Linked DNA regions of Mus musculus: region 1 is linked to region 2. A link is a loop called in an ENCODE intact Hi-C map of the cell type or tissue named here. Cell type or tissue: heart. All regions are shown on one strand. Each heading gives the region's core, and the rest is flanking DNA. Links, peaks and the distances in the headings are about the cores only.

The links. Hi-C counts contacts between places; a loop is a spot of excess contacts. Peaks named below come from ENCODE experiments on the same cell type or tissue, not always from the same donor. Only the 100,000 strongest peaks of a DNase experiment are listed, where the experiment ranks them.
Region 1: it touches region 2 in a loop (2.0-fold over the local background); 2 of 42 quality-filtered maps call a loop at or near these places.

Annotation. Positions count from the first base shown.
Region 1 is chr4:154,628,384-154,636,703 of GRCm38, reverse strand. All of the region lies in intron 1 of Prdm16 (PR domain containing 16), which reads left to right. 5930403L14Rik (RIKEN cDNA 5930403L14 gene) reads left to right here and starts at 337. Exons shown (of 1, transcript NR_045643.1): 1 at 337-6,013. In heart, for the core only: CTCF peaks have their summits at 450, 1,946 and 3,754; DNase peaks (open chromatin) are centred at 403, 813, 1,733 and 3,712; H3K4me3 peaks cover 4,742 bases; H3K27ac peaks cover 4,912 bases; H3K27me3 peaks cover 5,682 bases.
Region 2 is chr4:154,576,686-154,585,005 of GRCm38, reverse strand. All of the region lies in intron 1 of Prdm16 (PR domain containing 16), which reads left to right. Among named protein-coding and RNA genes, the nearest start is that of Gm13133, 31 kb to the right of the region's middle. In heart, for the core only: no CTCF peak of the experiment used is centred there; DNase peaks (open chromatin) are centred at 3,385 and 3,655; H3K27ac peaks cover 1,208 bases; H3K27me3 peaks cover 580 bases.

The DNA.
Region 1 (8,320 bases), core at 151-8,150, 52 kb before region 2:
CCGCGCCGCGTCGCCGGGCCCGGGCCGCGGGGCCGGGGTACCCGGGCCAGGGGTGCGCGTCGGGGCGCGGTCGGCGCGCCCGCGGCTCCGGCCCCCGGTCGACCGCGCGGTCCGGGGGCTGCTCCGCCTCCCGCGCTCCGGGGCGGCCGGGCTCCGCGCGGAGGCTCGGGGCGCCCGGGCCGCGCGCTCCCCGAAGGCGCCGGCCCCCTCCCCGCAGAACCCCCTCCCCCCCACAGTGTCAGGCGCTCGGGCCCGGGAACCCGAGGCGCGCGGTGGGGGCCGGGGAGGGGGGCCGAGGGGGAGGGCCGGGGGTGGAGGAGCGAGAAAAGCGAAAGTTAGCGAAAAGTTGACGAAAGGGGAGAGTAACTTTTCCTCTTCGCTCGCTCTCTCCCTCTCTCTCTCCGAGTGGCTCTCAGTCCTGGTCAAATCATATTCCGGGCTTTTGAAATAGTGGGCGCTAGAGCACCGCCTTTGGCGTCCGCCAGCCGGGCTCAGAGGAGGGAGACCCTGAGCCGGGGAGGGGGCGGAGGAGGGGGCGCGGGCCGGCGCCCACCCGGCTCCCCGGGAGCAAGGGCAGGACGGCCGCAGCCGCTGGGGAAGCAACATGGAGACTTTTTCCTGCGCTCGAAACTGTGCTCTTGAAGTTTATTCCCAAGTGGTGCCCCGCGTGGTGGCCGGCGCTCCTCTGTGATCCTCGCGATTCGCTCCGGCCGCCCGGTGCCGGCGCCTCCGGCAGCGGGGTCCTCACTGGCCGCTTTGCTACCCGCCGCCCTGCCTCGCTTGGCCTCGCTCCGACCCTCTCGCACATGCTGTCCCCGGCACCCGCGAGCCCCAGAGGGACCAATGTCCCGGCGAGGCTACCCGGGCCCGGGGCTTACTTTCTCTTTCGCGCCGCCTCGAGCCGTGCCTGGGGCTGTGCGCTCAGCCAGCAGCGGGCTGGTCCCCACCGCAGCCCGCCGGCTCCTGCCGTCCGCACTATGGCCACCGTGTCTCGCAGCCGCCCAGCGCGCCCTCCCGTCCCAGTGCCGGCGCCATCCGCAGGAGTCGGGCCCGGGGCTTCGTCCCTTGCAGCCAGCAGGTGGGGACCCGCTGCAGGGCGGCCGGGGGAAGCGCGGCTCGAACAGCTCGGGCCACGGTCCGGCTCCAGCGAAGCGTTGAGCGCTGTACGGAGAGGATCCGAGTCGCTCGCCCCCGCCGCCCCCTCCTCTACCACGGGCCGGCTCCAGGTCCCTGCCTGATCACCAGGCCGTTCGGTCTGCGCCTCCGGGGCAGGATCCTGCCTGGCCCGGCCTCGCGGCTTCCAGAGCCGAACTCTTAAAGAGCGTGAGTCCAGCGAGCCGGTGTGGGATCCGCGATAGTTTTCCGAAAAAGCCAGGCACTTTGAGCTCCGGACCCTACGGAACTTGGCCCCACGGCGGCCCGGCTGTCTTAGGCCGCGCGCCCACTCTGCAGGGAAAAGCAACTTCCAGCCTCCGCCAAGCTTCCCTGAGCTCCGCCGTTGGAGTTCGTGGCCCCTCGGTTAAGAGCCCCTTTCCTGCCGAGCTCCCTGGCCAGCTGCCCTTGACCTCGGCCTTCTGGGCCACCCATGACCTCTGACCCCTCTTGGTGCGAACAGTGCCAGTAGGTTCCCAGCGGATGCGAAGGGGTTGTGTGCGTGTTGGGTGACTCTCCACGACGCGTGGAACGGGTGTGCAGTGTACTGTTAGAGTCCGGTGTGTACCGTGAGCCTTTGGGAGTCTCGACCCCCTGGCTGCAGGTTGGATGGTCAGGCTCTCGCTGAGGAAAGACCAAAGCTTGAAGGAGAGAGACGTAAAGTGACTGCGCTCTTTTTGTTGCCGCCGCCTTCGCTGCAAGCGAGAGACTGGCTCAGCGCACCCAGCGCGGCCCCGGAAACTTCCCAGAGGCCCACACCCGCTCGGCGCCCTGCTGGGCCTCCTGCTCTCCCTCCACCAGGTGGGGAAGGTCACTTGGCTCCGGCCCTATGTAGGGCCAGAACGGGCGTCCAGCGACGATCTTGAGGCCTTCTCTGGAGGCCAAGAACCGAAGGACACAACCGGTGGGAGTCCACAGTTCAGGGCGTTCTTGGAAACAACCCACAGGAGCTTGCCCGACAGACCCAGGGTCTCCACTTGAGTGTCAACCTGGAGACCTGGTTTCAGGCTGTGTGACTGTTACTGCTACTACCAAAACCCCTTCAAGAAGAGGGCGAGGCGGCTCAGGATGGAAGACGGCCCAGGGCTTACTGAAGACTTTCTTATTTCTTTAGACAGCATTTTAAGGGACTGTGGAAGGCTCCTGGGAACCTGACTCAATTACCTGAAGCAAGAGTGACCAGCAGCCAGCCCAGAAGCCTCCTAACTGGCTGACAGGGTCAGGGGATAGAAGAAGGAGCAAGGTCATGGTGGTTCAGGGTTTTGTTCTGCCCTCATACTACTCGGGCCCCTGAGCTGTGACTGAGATGTCCTGAGGACAGAAGGACAGATGGGCCAATGGATGTAACGGCAGGACACAGGGCTTGGGTGTGAGGTTGTCCCAGGGGTGTGCATTTTGAGGTATAATTTCGTTTGTATTTCCTGGTGCTCCTACTCCAGACCTCTGTCTGCATGGCTTGTTTAAGCTGGACCTTTCAGTTGGCCCTTTTGGTAGAATTAGGGGCCCAGAGTAGATCCTTCTGTTGAGCTTCCTAAGGACAGAAATCTCTGAAGCTCCCCAGTGAGGACTGTGATTCAGTTGGTGGGAAGTTTAGCTAAGCCTGAGCCTGGGCAAAGTGAAGATGGTTCAGATCAGGGGTCCCCTTACTCAACCTGGGCCAGTGCTGGCCAGTAAGGACCTGAAGCTGTCTTGACCCCATATTTTAGAACGAAAAATTTAACAATAGCGTATTGTTCCAACACTGGTGTGAGCCAGGTGGGCAGTTGGGGGCTTGGTTGGTGCTGCTGCTCTTCCTATCTCCAGGAACTACACAGCACAGCTAGGATCCCCACTAGAGCCACCCTAGAGACCTGATTTCTATCGAGGTGACAGACCCGGTGGTCCCAAATACCACACATCCCACCCTCCTAGGTGTGGGACTTTGAGTGTTGCCTATGTTGGGGGTGATGAATTGCCAAAGCAGTGTGAAGGATCGGAGGCCCAGCTTAAGGCCTGCGTCCTTCCCGTCCTTCCCGTTGAGACATGCAGAGGTGCAGGTGAGGGGTGGCTAGGCTGGCTGGCTCTTGTCCTCTTTCTGTCCTCCCCAGGGAAGTGAGAGCCCAGGGGCTTTTTCTCTGGGATGGATGAGGGCTGCAAAGGCAGCAAGAACCTGTAGGCGGGAATTGATTGTCTTGCCCGCTTTAGGCGAATGGTGGAGCCCGCTTGGTGGAGGGGTGGAATGCAGGGCTGTCGGCCAGTGCCCTGAGGCTCTGCACTGTGAATGGTGTTAGAGGGACCAGAGGCCTGGTGTGTGTGTGTGTGTGTGTGTGTGTGTGTGTGTGTGTGTGTGTGTGTAGGTCTTGCCAAAGCCAGTTTGTAGACAGGTGTTGGATAGGTCTGTGGGTTGGGGGAAGGCAGCAATGCCCCAGGGTCTCAAACCATCCACTGACTTGGTGCCTGCTTCTCTAGCAGTCTGGAGGCCTGGGAAGAACAGGTGCAGGTTAGACCTCCTAGCCCCTCCTAGTCCTGCAGTTTCCACACTCCCAGCCCCCTACCTGGGCAGTGCTAGGGGCAGAGAACCAAGAGGCTAGGTTAAGGGTAGAGTGAGCGCCCTCCCCAGAGGGCGGCACTGCCTCAGCTGCGACTGCTTACAGGGTTTCTGTGGGGTGTGATTAGTCTTCTGTTTTATTCAATTAGGAGGCAATTAGGGGTCCTTGAGGGGAGGGGGCCTGGTACTGGTAATTAAGGTTATGTATAATTAAGAGTTTCAACAAAATTATCCAGGATTTAAAAAAAAATCTTTTCAGTAATTTCGCTTAAAAATTTCAAATAGCATTAAATACAACTTAACAGGGTTTGAATCAAAACCCAGTTTTAAGCCTTAGGATCGGAAGCTCTCTCCTGAGAAGGTGTGGGGGACACTGGTAGCACCTTCCTAGATCAGGAAAGAACTTCGTGAGATGGAGGGAATCTCTCCCTTTCTCTCTCCCTTCCTCTCTCTCTCTCTCTCTCTCTCACCCCACTCTGTCTGTCTCTGTGTCAATGTCTGTGTTTGTCTGTGTCTCTCTCTGTCTTTCTCTGTCTCTCTCTGTGTCTGTCTCTGTTTTTCTCTGTTCCTCTGTGTGTGTGTTTCTCTCTCTTTCTCTGTGTCTGTCTCTGTTTTTCTCTGTTCCTCTGTGTGTGTGTTTCTCTCTCTTTCTCTCTCTCTCTCTCTCTCTCTCTCTCTCTCTCTCTCTCTCTCTCTCTCTCTGCTTTGCTGAAGGCAGCCTGGGCAGACACCTGCCTAGGCGACCCCCAGCTTCTCCCAGCTCCTTTCCCAAAGTCAGAGACAACAATGGGGCAGCAGTAGTTAGGACATGTCCATACTGCATCAGCTTGTGACTCTGACCCGGTGACCCGGTGACCCGGACGGACGCTACTGCAATGAAGGTGCCTTTCTACTTGGGGGCCACCTTCTAGCTTCCTGGGTGTTCCTGCCCGAATTTTCAGACCCCTCCACCTGGTCCAGAAATCCCCAGTGCAAGGTATTGTCCCTTTACTTGTCCCCAACTTGGGATTTCCAGAGTACACACAGGTGTGCCTGCCCATCCTGGGAAGGGAAGGCGATCCCAGAAACCAAGGAGGAGGGTATCCTGCATTGCGAGTCGCTCTGCCCCTGTTCTGTATGGCAGCAGCCTTGGAAGAGACCCTCAAAGTGCCTTTGGGTGTTCTTTAGCCCTCCTGGGTAGGTGTGAACTGGCCGCTGGTCAGCATCCAGCAGCATCCGGCAGCATCCCCTCCACTGGCCCAGGGAAGGGAAGGAAGGAGTGTGGAACCTTAGACCCCCCTCCTCCAGCTGTTAGGTTAGAGAGCCTAGACAGGTGCAGTAACTCATTCCGTTGCAATCCAGTTCAAGACCTTCAGGGTTTCTTGGTCTGGTACTGCAGACTATAGTTAATTCTGTAGTGTTTTAGTTAGTTAATTAATTAATCAATTAATTAATTTAATGTGTCAGGGTTAAAGTATTTCAAGACCAGTGCTTACCATGGTCTATTCGTAAAGGACAGGTAGATTCCACGCATTATAACCTGTGAATTAAGCCGTCTGGCTTATCCCCCACTTGTCTGCAGATTGGAATTCTATTTGCTCAGGGCTGGACTCTTTCCCCCTCCAGGAAGTGATAACACAGCTTCTCCTCCTCTCGCTGTGGGTACCCTCTCCAAAGGCAGATTCTAGGTAGCCAGTATTGACCAGGAATGGGCCTTGTCTACCCCCTCTCCTCTTCTGCCAAGCACAAGTACAAAAACCTCACACAGAGAAGTGGGGGCTGCCTACTTACCCTATCCCCAAACTATCAGGGAAAAAAATCCACCTGTCTTTCTCAGGAAACTAGGGAGATGCAGTGCCCATACTGCTCCTGCTCCCCAGTAGATCCAAGCTGCAGGTCTATGCAGCATCTCTGATATTGGCCGTTGTTCCTCATGGCCAGAGCCACTGTGACCATCCTGCACCCAGAGTGCCCTCCACCCAAGTGGCCCTGAAGCAAGGAATGGGTGGTCTCTCCCTGTTCTGACCACTCCCTGTTCTCAGATCCTGTACTCTCTAGAGGTGCCTCTCACGAGAAAGAGGAACAATGAATGCCATGAGCAAGCTGAAGATAGGAGTGCTGGCCACTTGAGATACATATTTGTTTAATAGTTAACATTTTGTGTAAAAAAAAAGGGGGGGGAAGGGAAGGCAGATTCTGGTGAAGTGAAAGCTTTGCTTATTTTATATCCACTATAACTATTTCTGTCCGTGAAAATTGGCTTAATTATATCAATGGAATGTTTCTTTTTAAATTCTGTATGCAATTAGTCCATCTTGCCGGCTGCAATTTATTTTAATAAAAAAATAAACCAGTGGTGTGTTCAGTTCCTCGTCCCCTGGGGACAAATGCGATTGGTGTGTTTAATTTCATTAAGTACAATGTGGCCTACTGGAAAAAATGTCTGAAATCAGCTTTATGCAGCTTAAACACTGGCATTTGAAACAAATCATTATTGCATTAGCTGTCATACTGGTAATTCTAGAATCTAAGGAAAAAAATATATTATGGCTGTTTTTATAACCCTTTGCAAATGCACTGTTAAAATAATTTATAATCATTTTAAAACATGGCCGGTCCCAGTGAATATTTCATCTCTAAATACGGGTCTCTGCTTTCCCCGTGCACGTTCACACATCTAGGCTCCTGCGGCTTCCACCCCCAAGTGCTCATCCCTCAAAAACTAAGGCAGTGGAGTCTGTGTTTAAAGGAACCTGATGAAAACCGGGGTCTTTTTCATTGTAGCCGGAGACCCAGATTTGAGAGCACAGAGTGCTGGGCAAAGTTATCTGAAAGCCAGTGCGGCCGGCCAGAGGGCACTCCGTGGGGGCGGTTAGTTCATCCAGCCTTCTGGCTCAGGTGGAAAGGAAAATCGGTGCACATCTGTGAGGTCCTTTATAGTTATGGGAGCAGAACTGTCAGCATCCTGTTTCTGAGTGCAGCAAGCAGGGCTTGCTCTGCTCACACTGGGTTCCTGTTTGGGAAAGCAAGCAAGGCACAATTCTTGATCACTGGCTTTCTCAGAGCAGTATGAGGGTGTAGCCAAATAAACTTGATGAGGGAGTGATGCCGTTCAGTGGAAAACATACGTGCATCAGAAAACGGGTCTTACCTCTGGGTCAGTGCTCTGTGTGTGTGTGTGTGTGCGTGTGCTCGTGTATGTGCACTTCCATGTATGTGTGCTGGATCCTGGATCTACATTGCCTGTGTGAAAAGTCTGAGTTTGCAGTTGCTGGGAGGAGCTATGGATGACCCTGGTTCCCTATTCTGCATCGGAGCAGAATCAGGGGGTCTAGGAGGGAGTAAGTGGATGAGTGTGGGGGGCTTGTGAGGTTCTTGCTTCTTTTAGCTTCTGAGTTGTATGTCCAGGTGGTCTGAGGTGGTGGGTGGAAGGCAGCGCAGCAGTGGCTCAAAGGATGTGTCTCTGTGTGACAGAGCCTGGCTGCATGGAGTCGTTTCATCCTAGGGCATAGGCAGGAGAGCTGTGAGTCCTGGGGTGGTGGGTGTCCCTTTCTCTCCCCAGGCAGTGCTGTGAGACACTGTCAGGAGGAAAAAAGCATCAGGTGATGGAGTAGGACATCAGGGAGCAGGGCTGCTGGGCTGTGCTGGGGTGTGAGGTTTTCCAGGCCTTGGGGATTCCATAGGTAATTTCACAGGGACTGTCTCCTCTATGTTACATTCCTTTTCCTCATTTCCTGATGCATCGAGATGGAGCCAGACAGACTGTTTTCCTCCCTCTGTCGAGCGATATATTCTATATGAATGTCAGTATTGGTGGATTGGGTAGGGCATATGGGGGGAGACACAGCCATCTCTATGTCCCCTGGTAGGGCAGGCAGAGCGTCTGGTGCTGGTTTACACAGACCCATGGTTCTGGGAGCAACCCCTACTGAAGTGACCTCCATATGCCTGCAATTCTGCAATTTGCTTTCCAGTCGGTACATGGTGGAGCTGAGAAAGGAGTGGCTTTGTCTACTTCTCTGCTCTAGAAAGAGTAACAAAGCTGAATGCTCAGTGTCAGTATTGAAGTCTGGCCCAAGAAGCCCCGGAGGCTACCAGTGAGGTTTCATGTGGACCTCGTCTGGCTTCCCATGTCCCCACTGCACAGGCTGGGGGAACATGCTGGGGATTTGCTTCCCTGCTCTCCTGTGCTCTGTGCACTGTCTGTCTTTCTGGGATCCAGAGCCCCATTGCAGCTGGGACTTGCCATGTAAGAGGTGAGAATGCCTTAGAGGGGGAAAAAAAAAGTCAGTTTTAACTTGTGTGTAGCGTTGCAGCATCTGTATGTGTCTGACTCTGCCCCAAACACTTCAACTCCTTGCGTCACCCAGGGAGGACTACCTTGAAGGATCCTGTATTGTTTGGCCACTGCTTCTGTAAAGGAGTCGGGGCCTGTGGGCATCAGGGTATCACTCAGATCTGACAGGGAGTCAGAAATATAAATATATATTTACACACACACACACACACACACACACACACACACACACACAGAGGGAATCAGAAATATAAATATATATTTACACACACACACACACAGGGAATCAGAAATATAAATATATATTTACACACACACACATGTACACATGCACACGCACACCCACACACATACATACACATGCA
Region 2 (8,320 bases), core at 2-8,001:
GTGGATGGGGCTACCTGCTGCCCCCTAGAGCCCTTCTGAGTTGGGTTGTAACAGATACTGCCACTGTCTCCCCATAGACCCTTCCGGTGTAGAGTCCCACTCCTAGGCTAGAGGCCCAGAATTTTCTCAGGTGGACACAGCTAGACATGGAAGGTGTGGCAGCCCATTCTAGGATCCCGGGAAGGTCAAAAGGTCAGGGCTCTACAGCCGCTGACTTCTGGGAGATGGGGGCCAACACATCTTGAGGGCTTCTTGCTTGCTTCCTGGGAAGTTGCCGAAGAGGGCCCCAAACCTAGCAGAAGCAGTTGGACCACTGACTTTTAAGCGTCTTTTGAGGGTACTTCAGGCAAGTCATGTGACCTGTTGGTTTTAGGGGGAAAGAATGAGGCCAGGCCTCTGGGATGCTTACCAAGCCTTCCTGGAAGGTTACTGTCTGGAAGTTCACGTCTCCCTAGATCCCCTGTGGTGGGGGTTGAAGTGACCTTCCTCTGTACAGATGGTAGCCTGGCCTGAGGAAGAGTCTTCCAGCATTACATCTTCCTACCGTCTCACATCTGTAAGAATCACTGGAAGTGGGAGAGCCAGGCTAGACACAGATACATCCTGAGCCTAGGCCTAATTTCTAATTTCTTCTGAGCCCCAAGTGGCCTTTTTACATCACCCATGACCAGGCTGGGTTAGTCAGGGATTTCCACCAGGGTCGATTGCTTCGCAGCCATTAAAATGTTGTTATCCAGTAAAGCACAGAATCCAGTAACCCCTCCCTGTAGTATTCCAGGTTTGGTCACTCGGGCAACTCCAGTCACACTGCCAAGGCCCTCAGAGCAGGAACCAAGAGGGCTCCATGGACAGACAAGTCTGAGCCTATGTCCCTGTCCTGCCTGGTAGCCATGCTATGTGCTAGCATGGGGGGGGGGGGTGCGATATCAACACTTTTAAGACGTATTGGTTTGAGGTACCATTGAGCATGTGCCCCACCTGAGCTTCCTTCCTCTTCAACTGGACAGGCCCCGTGAAGAAGAGAGGCTAAGGGCGTAAGTGCGGTAAGTGCGTATGCAGGCAGTGATGGCTCTGTGGGGTGCGGCTCCCAGCGCTCGGCTCCTGAAGGCCTGACTCACTCAAGTCTTCTGGCCTTTCTGTTCTCTGGGCTTCTATGCTTCTGGGAAAACCTGCCCACCAGACCAAGACGAACACACCTCTCTCGAGTTTCTCTTTGCCTGATACTCTAGGCTTTTGGTTTGCTGAGGCCAATCAGTGCCAGGGGTTGGCAGCCGTACCTCGTGGTGAAGGCCTGGGCAACCTCTGGCCCTGGTGTTTCCAAGACAGACCACTGCACCACCATACATGCCTGAGTCTGGGCCAGAGAGTCTCAGAGCTGATTGGTGCAGCCTGGGCTTGTGGGCATTGCTGTGGATGGGAGGGGAGGGCAGTTCCAGGAAGGAGCGACCTTCTTTCCTCCTGTATTTTCTGTCAACCACTGATCATGTAGGGTAAACTGAGGCATGGCACTTCTTCTCAGGGCCACTTGATTGGCTGCTGAGTCCTTAAAAGGCAGAGTAACCATTAGGCTGGTGAGCTCTGAACATCTAGGGGTTTGTGTGGCTGGTGTTGGTCCAGGGTCCAGAGGTGTAAGTCTAGGATGATGCACAGCTCTACCAAACCGGGTTGTTTTTGAAGGAGTAAAGAGAGAGTCCTTTCCCTTGGAGCTTGGCTACTGGCTGCTACCAAATCAGGCCATGTCATTTGTAACCTGCTTGGTCCACTTGAGGGGTGCTGACCCTACTGTGCCAGGCCTCTCAGAGCGTTACAGGACAGGCAAGGCGCAGGGCCAATGGAACCAGGTCCCTGCGCTGCCCCAATTCATTAAGGGCTCCAGTCCTTTGTGGGCCCTGAGCTCAGGGACCATTGCTGTCAGGCAAGCTGTTATGGGCATAATGACAGGGGCATTAGAGGCCCGGGAGCAATTAACAGGCTGCTTAATTAGCAGGAGGAATTAGAGTGTGAGCGGCTGATGTTCCCGTAAAGCCTTGCTGAGCGGGGCAGTTATCTGATTATGCATTGATCGCCCAGCGAACCTCGTCCTTAGGTAATCGTCTCTCGTCTTGCAATCTGTGAATATACAACTGTTTAAATATTCTACACTCAACTGTCTCAATCAGCGAAGGGAGAAAGGGGCCATTGTGGGCCTGGGCGCCACTGGCCTCTCTTCCCGGCCTAGCGGGTCCCCGTGGCTCCCACTGCCTGCACAGCTCATCTAGCCTGGGAAAATATCCGCCTGTCTGATGGGGTCCCGAAAACCAAGTTTCACTCCTGCTCAGCCAGTTTCTTCCTCCCTGTGCTTGGGATTCAACAAGCAGGAACGGACCCAATGTACAGATGGATACAGTGAGACCGGAGGTTTTGCTGAGGATTACAGAGTGAGCAATCACTTAGGTTACCTGCTGGCTGCATCTGGGTGTGTCTGACTGGGTGTTCAGATGATATGTCCAAGGAACTTCCAGGAAACAGCATATAGATGACCTGGCAGTTCTTCCAACACCGCAGGGTGCGGTGGAAACCCAGAGGTGAATGCCTAGTACTAAGCTGCAAAGTCCCCCATGCTCAGGAGACAGAGACATTTTCTCCTGGGCTCGTAAGGATTTTCAGGAGGCAGGATCCAGGTCTGGTAGTGGACCCAGCTCATTCCAGAACACAGATGAGCCCACAGGTAAAGGGGTGGGGGTTGCTGAAGGGAAATGCACCATGCGAGGATATAGGGATAGGGAGACACTGGGAATAATTCAGAAAGGCTTTGAATTCGGGTATAAAGGTTGAGATGGGCAGGAGACTAAGATGCCAGACTCGGCTCTCGATAGATATGTCCTATAGACCGTATACCTAGATGCGGTACATCCTGCAAATTCAGGGTAGGGACATGCTTCCCCCAATTCAGTCAGGAGCCCCTACACCTGACCATAAAGCCGCTTGTGGTACCTAGGAGCCTAGCAGCACTGCCTATCTATCTTATACACATTTGCTGAGTCCCCCTTTCATACCAGGCTCAGCCAGGCCTGTATAGGGTTGGAGTCTAGTGATGGGAACTCAGTGTAGATGTTAGTTTTAAACTGAAAGGGGAAATGGAGAGAAAGAGAGAGAGAGAGAGAGAGACTCTGAGAGAGAGAGACTCTGAGAGAGAGACCGAGAGAGACCCAGACAGTCTCTTGTTTTGCAAAACCAAAATAGATTTCAGCACTGTGCTTTTTAAAGACAAATCTTTGCACTCTTTTGCGGTCCTCGCTTGACCTCTCCTGATTCCTGGCAGGGAGAGCCTGCTACGATTTGGCACCAAGTCATTTCAAATGCATAACGGGTGCGCACACTCTGCCAAAAGCTGATATATGTTGGTTTCTTGAACTTTGCTTTTCTTGTTTGCTACATCTGATATCGTCCTACCCAGACGATGCCCCTGTGAGATAGGCCCCCACCCCTCAGCTCGGTGGGTACAGCCAGTATATTTCACTTTTTTTTTTTTCTTCTTGCACGACCCATGTGTCTGGGGAGAAAGGAAACCGGTTGCCTGTGTGACCCAACCCTGGCTTCCCCGGGCACTTGGGGAGTCTTTATCAAGCTCAAATGATTAGACCTGGTTTCTGGTTTCATTTTGGAAGACTAGCTGCTGAGCAGATCCCTTCGGCCTATAAAAGAATCCAGATGCTTTGAGCCCCTGAGCCGGGACAGTAGGCCGGGGGTCAGCAGGCCGCTCTTGGCCGTGCCCACAGCCCGTGAAGATATTGCATCTGCTTCTCTGAGTAGGTTTCCCCATGAGAGTGGGAAAGTCAGAGGGTCCCTGTGGATGTCGAGCATTCGGGGATGCCATGGAACACTGGGACAGAGGCTAGCATGGGATCACGGTGCACAGATGCGTGAGGGCTCTGGCTTCCTCTTGAAGGGCGTGGGTACCCAGAGCAGAGAGGTTTGGTGTGGGGTCCCCCGGGGAGGGTTCGGCGCCAAAGGTCAGGTTCTGGGTTTGGCAGTTACCAAGAGGCTCCTTGTGTCTAGGGACCCTTTCTGGAACCTCTACCTAAGTAGCCAATTCCTGAGAAAAGGGCCACCACACTTCTTTCCATGGAACGAATGAAGCCTTAGGATTTGCCACCAAAGTCTCAGTTCTGAGTGGTTTAAAGGGAAAAGGAAACTGAGGTATCTCTGCTGACACAGTTTGCATCACAGGGACAGATGTGCGGTGATGGAAAGAAAACAAAGAACATGAAGTCTGAAGGGCAGCAAGGGACCTAGTGTATGTCCTACATGTATTTGTTAGGGTTTTACTGCTGTGAACAGACACCATGATCAATTCAAGTCTCATAAAGAACAACATTTTATTGGGGCTGGCTTACAGGTTCAGAGGTTCAGTCCATCGTCATCAAGGCGGGAACATGGCAGCATCCAGGCAGGCATGGTACAGGAAGAGCTGAGAGTTCTACATCTTCATCTGAAGGCTGCTAGAAGACTGGCTTCCAGGCAGCTAGGATGAGGGTCTAAAAGCCCACGCCCACAATGCCATAACTACTTCAACAAGGCCATACCCACTCCAACAGGGCCATACCTTCTAATAGTGCCACTCCCTGGACTGAGCATATGCAAATCATGACATATGGTCTCTATGGCTTTCTTCTTATACCTTCACTTCCTGTTTCTGTCCACGTGAAACCGAGTCCAAACCATTTCCAGGTCACTTCTATGCATTTCTCTATTTACTGTGTTGCCTGAGTAACTGTGGAAAGTAAAGACATTGAAATAGCCCGGGCCCCAACACGCTACATGGCTGTGATAGTGAAATTTTACTCCTGATTGGCCAGGCTGTTAGCATGTTGTCCCCGTGGTATCCATGAGGCCCATCCATACAGTAATGCATAGTAGGTGCCTCTCTATACCTAGAGGCCTGGCTCAGACGCTTCTATCCTGGGTCATCTTCTCTCTATAGCTCTCCAGTTTTGCACAGTATCTCTGAACTGCTGTTCCTTCTGCCCCCAACTCTACGCTCAGGTTTCTAAGCAGTCTCCACTGCTGCTGGGGTATAAGTGGGTAAGGACAGAAAGGGTGGAGGCTGAGTCTGTTGGGATGCCTAGCTGGTAAGTTGCCTTGTGGGGCCTGGGTGGAGAGTCCTTTCTTGTTGTACTAGCCCCCTAAGGGACAATTTTGTGTCCCTGTCTTGCAGTTGCGGGCAGTGTTCTGAGCAGTTGCAGCATCAGCTGTGCCTGCGTGAGTCCCTGGATATGTTCTTCTTGATGAGATAACAGATTCTTATTCTACATAAAAATGTATAAACACACGAGAGAAAGAATCGGGGCCCCACCCTACCCCACATGGGATTAGTGCCAGGGGAGGGTTCCATCCCTGTATCCACCAATGGCTTTGGGGGCTCTTAAGGGGCCACTAGCTTTTCTAGGCAGTAGGGCTCGGAGGACATGGCCCCACCTGCTAGCTGTGGAATAGACTCCTCAAGAATCCAGGAGGGATGGGAGATACCATCTGTGGCCCAGAAAATTTTATACCACCATTTGAAAAAAAAAGAGCTAAGGCCTTAAGCCCCAGTGACATAACCAAGTGTACCTTGCAGGCCCCTGGTTGCATGCCCAATAACCCAGGGTTTTGGGGGTCTTGGGGGGAGGTAATGATGAGGCTGCTGATCTCGGTAAGAAGCTCACAGACCCCTCTGTCCTTGCCCTGACTCTGGCCTGGCCATTCCCCAAGGTCCCTTGTGTCCTAGGCATGAAGGTGTATACGAACTTTGAGGTCTCAACCTGCATGAGGCCTTATCAGTCAGGGTCCAGAGGAAAAAGGGCAGCAGGGGCCACAGGGGCCACTGTGTACTCCCTATGTCTCTCACCCCTGGGATGGTCTTTGTAAGAACACTCTAACACCACATCAATACAAGGATTCTAGAACTAGTTGGCTCCTGGTACAGTCAGGTACATAGTGGGGAGTATCGAGCTGGCTTCTAAACTTAGTTCCACCCCTCCCTACTGTGAAATATCCTGGAGATTTTTGGGGGGCTAGGGAAGTATCCCCCTTAACTCACCCCTTTTCTGCCTCCAGGGGAACCCTTGTATCTGGTTGAACAATGTGGCACCTCCTGTTTACCTTTCTAAACTTGTAGGGTAGTCTTGATTTCCCAACCACGGTGCCTGGTTTCTGGTGTGGGGGATGGGGATGTTTCGGCTCCTCTTCACCCTTGGCGGCGATGCTGTGTCCGTGTGTAGAGAGATGAGGTCTCCCTACCGCCACGCTGTTTCTCCTGTCCTTTCTGGGTTCTGTGCTTTGCTGCAGGGCTCCAGAGAGGCGGAGAAGCCTTTTTGGAACCCTGCAGGAGTCTGCTGACCAGGTTCTCTCTCTTCCAGGGTGGGTAGCTAGGTGTGGCTCACACTGCTGCTCTTACGGGTCACAGCCAAGCATCTGTAATTATTTTTGTATGTACTAACCTTGCTCTCCCCACCAGACACCCCAAAACATGTGGCGAGGCAAGGTTCCTTTTCACTTTTAAACACCCTTTTTATTGCCTACTTTGACTTTTTACCCCCTTTGAGGGAAACTTGAAAGTCTTTTTTTTTTTTCCCCAGTTTAAAGGGAAAACAAAAAGTTTTTTTTTTAATGTAATATTATCACATTACTAGATTAAAGAGAGATTGGGAGTATTATTAATTTTTATCCTTTCATGGAGGAGTGAGACATTTCTCTCTTTTTAGTCAGTTTAAGTGAAACAATTTAAACCTGTATCTCTCTCAACATGCAAATCCTTGTAATATTAGAATTAATCTAGTGGGACAATTCTAGGAACAATAGGCAAATATTCTCATACTACTGGAGGAGAGGCTCCCACGTTGGTCTCCGGTTGGTCCCTGGTAGTAAGAGATGCCCCTATTGTAGGTATGGGTGGCAGCCATACCTACCACCCTATAGGCAGGTACCTCAGTGGGTCCTGTGCAGCTCAGGCAGCCTAGGGCTCCCAACTCAGCAAACCTCAGAGCTTTGGAAGCCAACACCCCCACCCCCACGCCCCTGTGCTCTCTGAGTGATGGGCTTCCTGGAGCCCTCCCCAGTCCCAGGCTTTCAGTGGGCTCTCCCTTGCTTCTCTCCCCTCCAGACCTATGTTCCAGATAAGCTGTTAAATTAGTCCATAATACTTAAAATGCTAGTCCATTTAATATGTAAACAATGACAATTTTTTTCCAAAGGGTTTAGGATTTAAATTAGTTTTTTAAAAAACCCAATTACTGCCATTTAATTCAGAGGAGAGAGTTCTTTACATGCTAATTATATAGTTGGAAAAGAGCAATCAGGGGCACAATGGGGTGTTAAGGGCACTTTTTAAAGGTTTAAACTTACTTATCTGAGTTTAGGGTTTAGAGTCTGCGTTCTGGTTTCTGTAGCGTGGGCCGACAGGATGTTGGGATGCAGAGGGTAAAGTTTGGAACCAGAATGGAGGGCAGCGTGGATGCCCAGCAGACAGACATGGAGGATTGCATTCTGAGCAGAGAGGAAAAGCTGCTAAGTAGCCAAAGGGGATGTGGGCCTGGTCAGAGCTAGACCTAAGGCCCTTGGGGGCAGTTCTAGAACACAGAAATTTTTTTTAGAACATTCCAGACACCTGTAGAACTTTCTAGAACCTTCTAGAGTGCTACACTTATTCTGCCATGTGGTTGAGCTTCAGGGAGAGTTCTCACCATGTGTAGTTTGCCACTGCAGATCCTGGAGGCTAGTGGAGGGTGATGGTTGTATCTTTGATAGGTAAAGGTGGTAGACGTATCTTTAATCTGCTCCAGGTGCCTCTCCCATCCTTTCTGTCTTGCCGCCTTTCCTCCCATGACATCGCTCTATACATCCGGAAGCCGTGAAATCCAGGGCATTCTAGAAGCTGTACGATGCATACTGTTGTCTGGAGGCATCAACACCTCTACTTCCTGACAGAGAGTAGATGGTTCATTTAAAGTAGAATCGTTTTTACCTCTTTGGTCCAGCCTCCCTCCTTTGAGCATAGCCACGTGGGGATCTGCGAGTGGGTTCAGGGGAAACAGCAATGAATTCAGAAAGCCTGAGAAGCAGGACAGGCGAGTACACATTCAGGGTCCTGGCTGCTGGCAACTCATTTCCTACGGTGCAGGAAATGGGTCTACAGTTGACACTTCACTAACTGTACAGGACCCTGTGTATTGACAGGAAGTACCTCAGGGGGGTTAAGAGAGTTTAGCCTGTGGGTCTGTGGGGTGTCAGCGTGGGGCCTCGTGTGTCTTGACTAGAGGCCTGGGTTTGTGAGTGGTCCTGAGCCTAGAGTATCACTAAG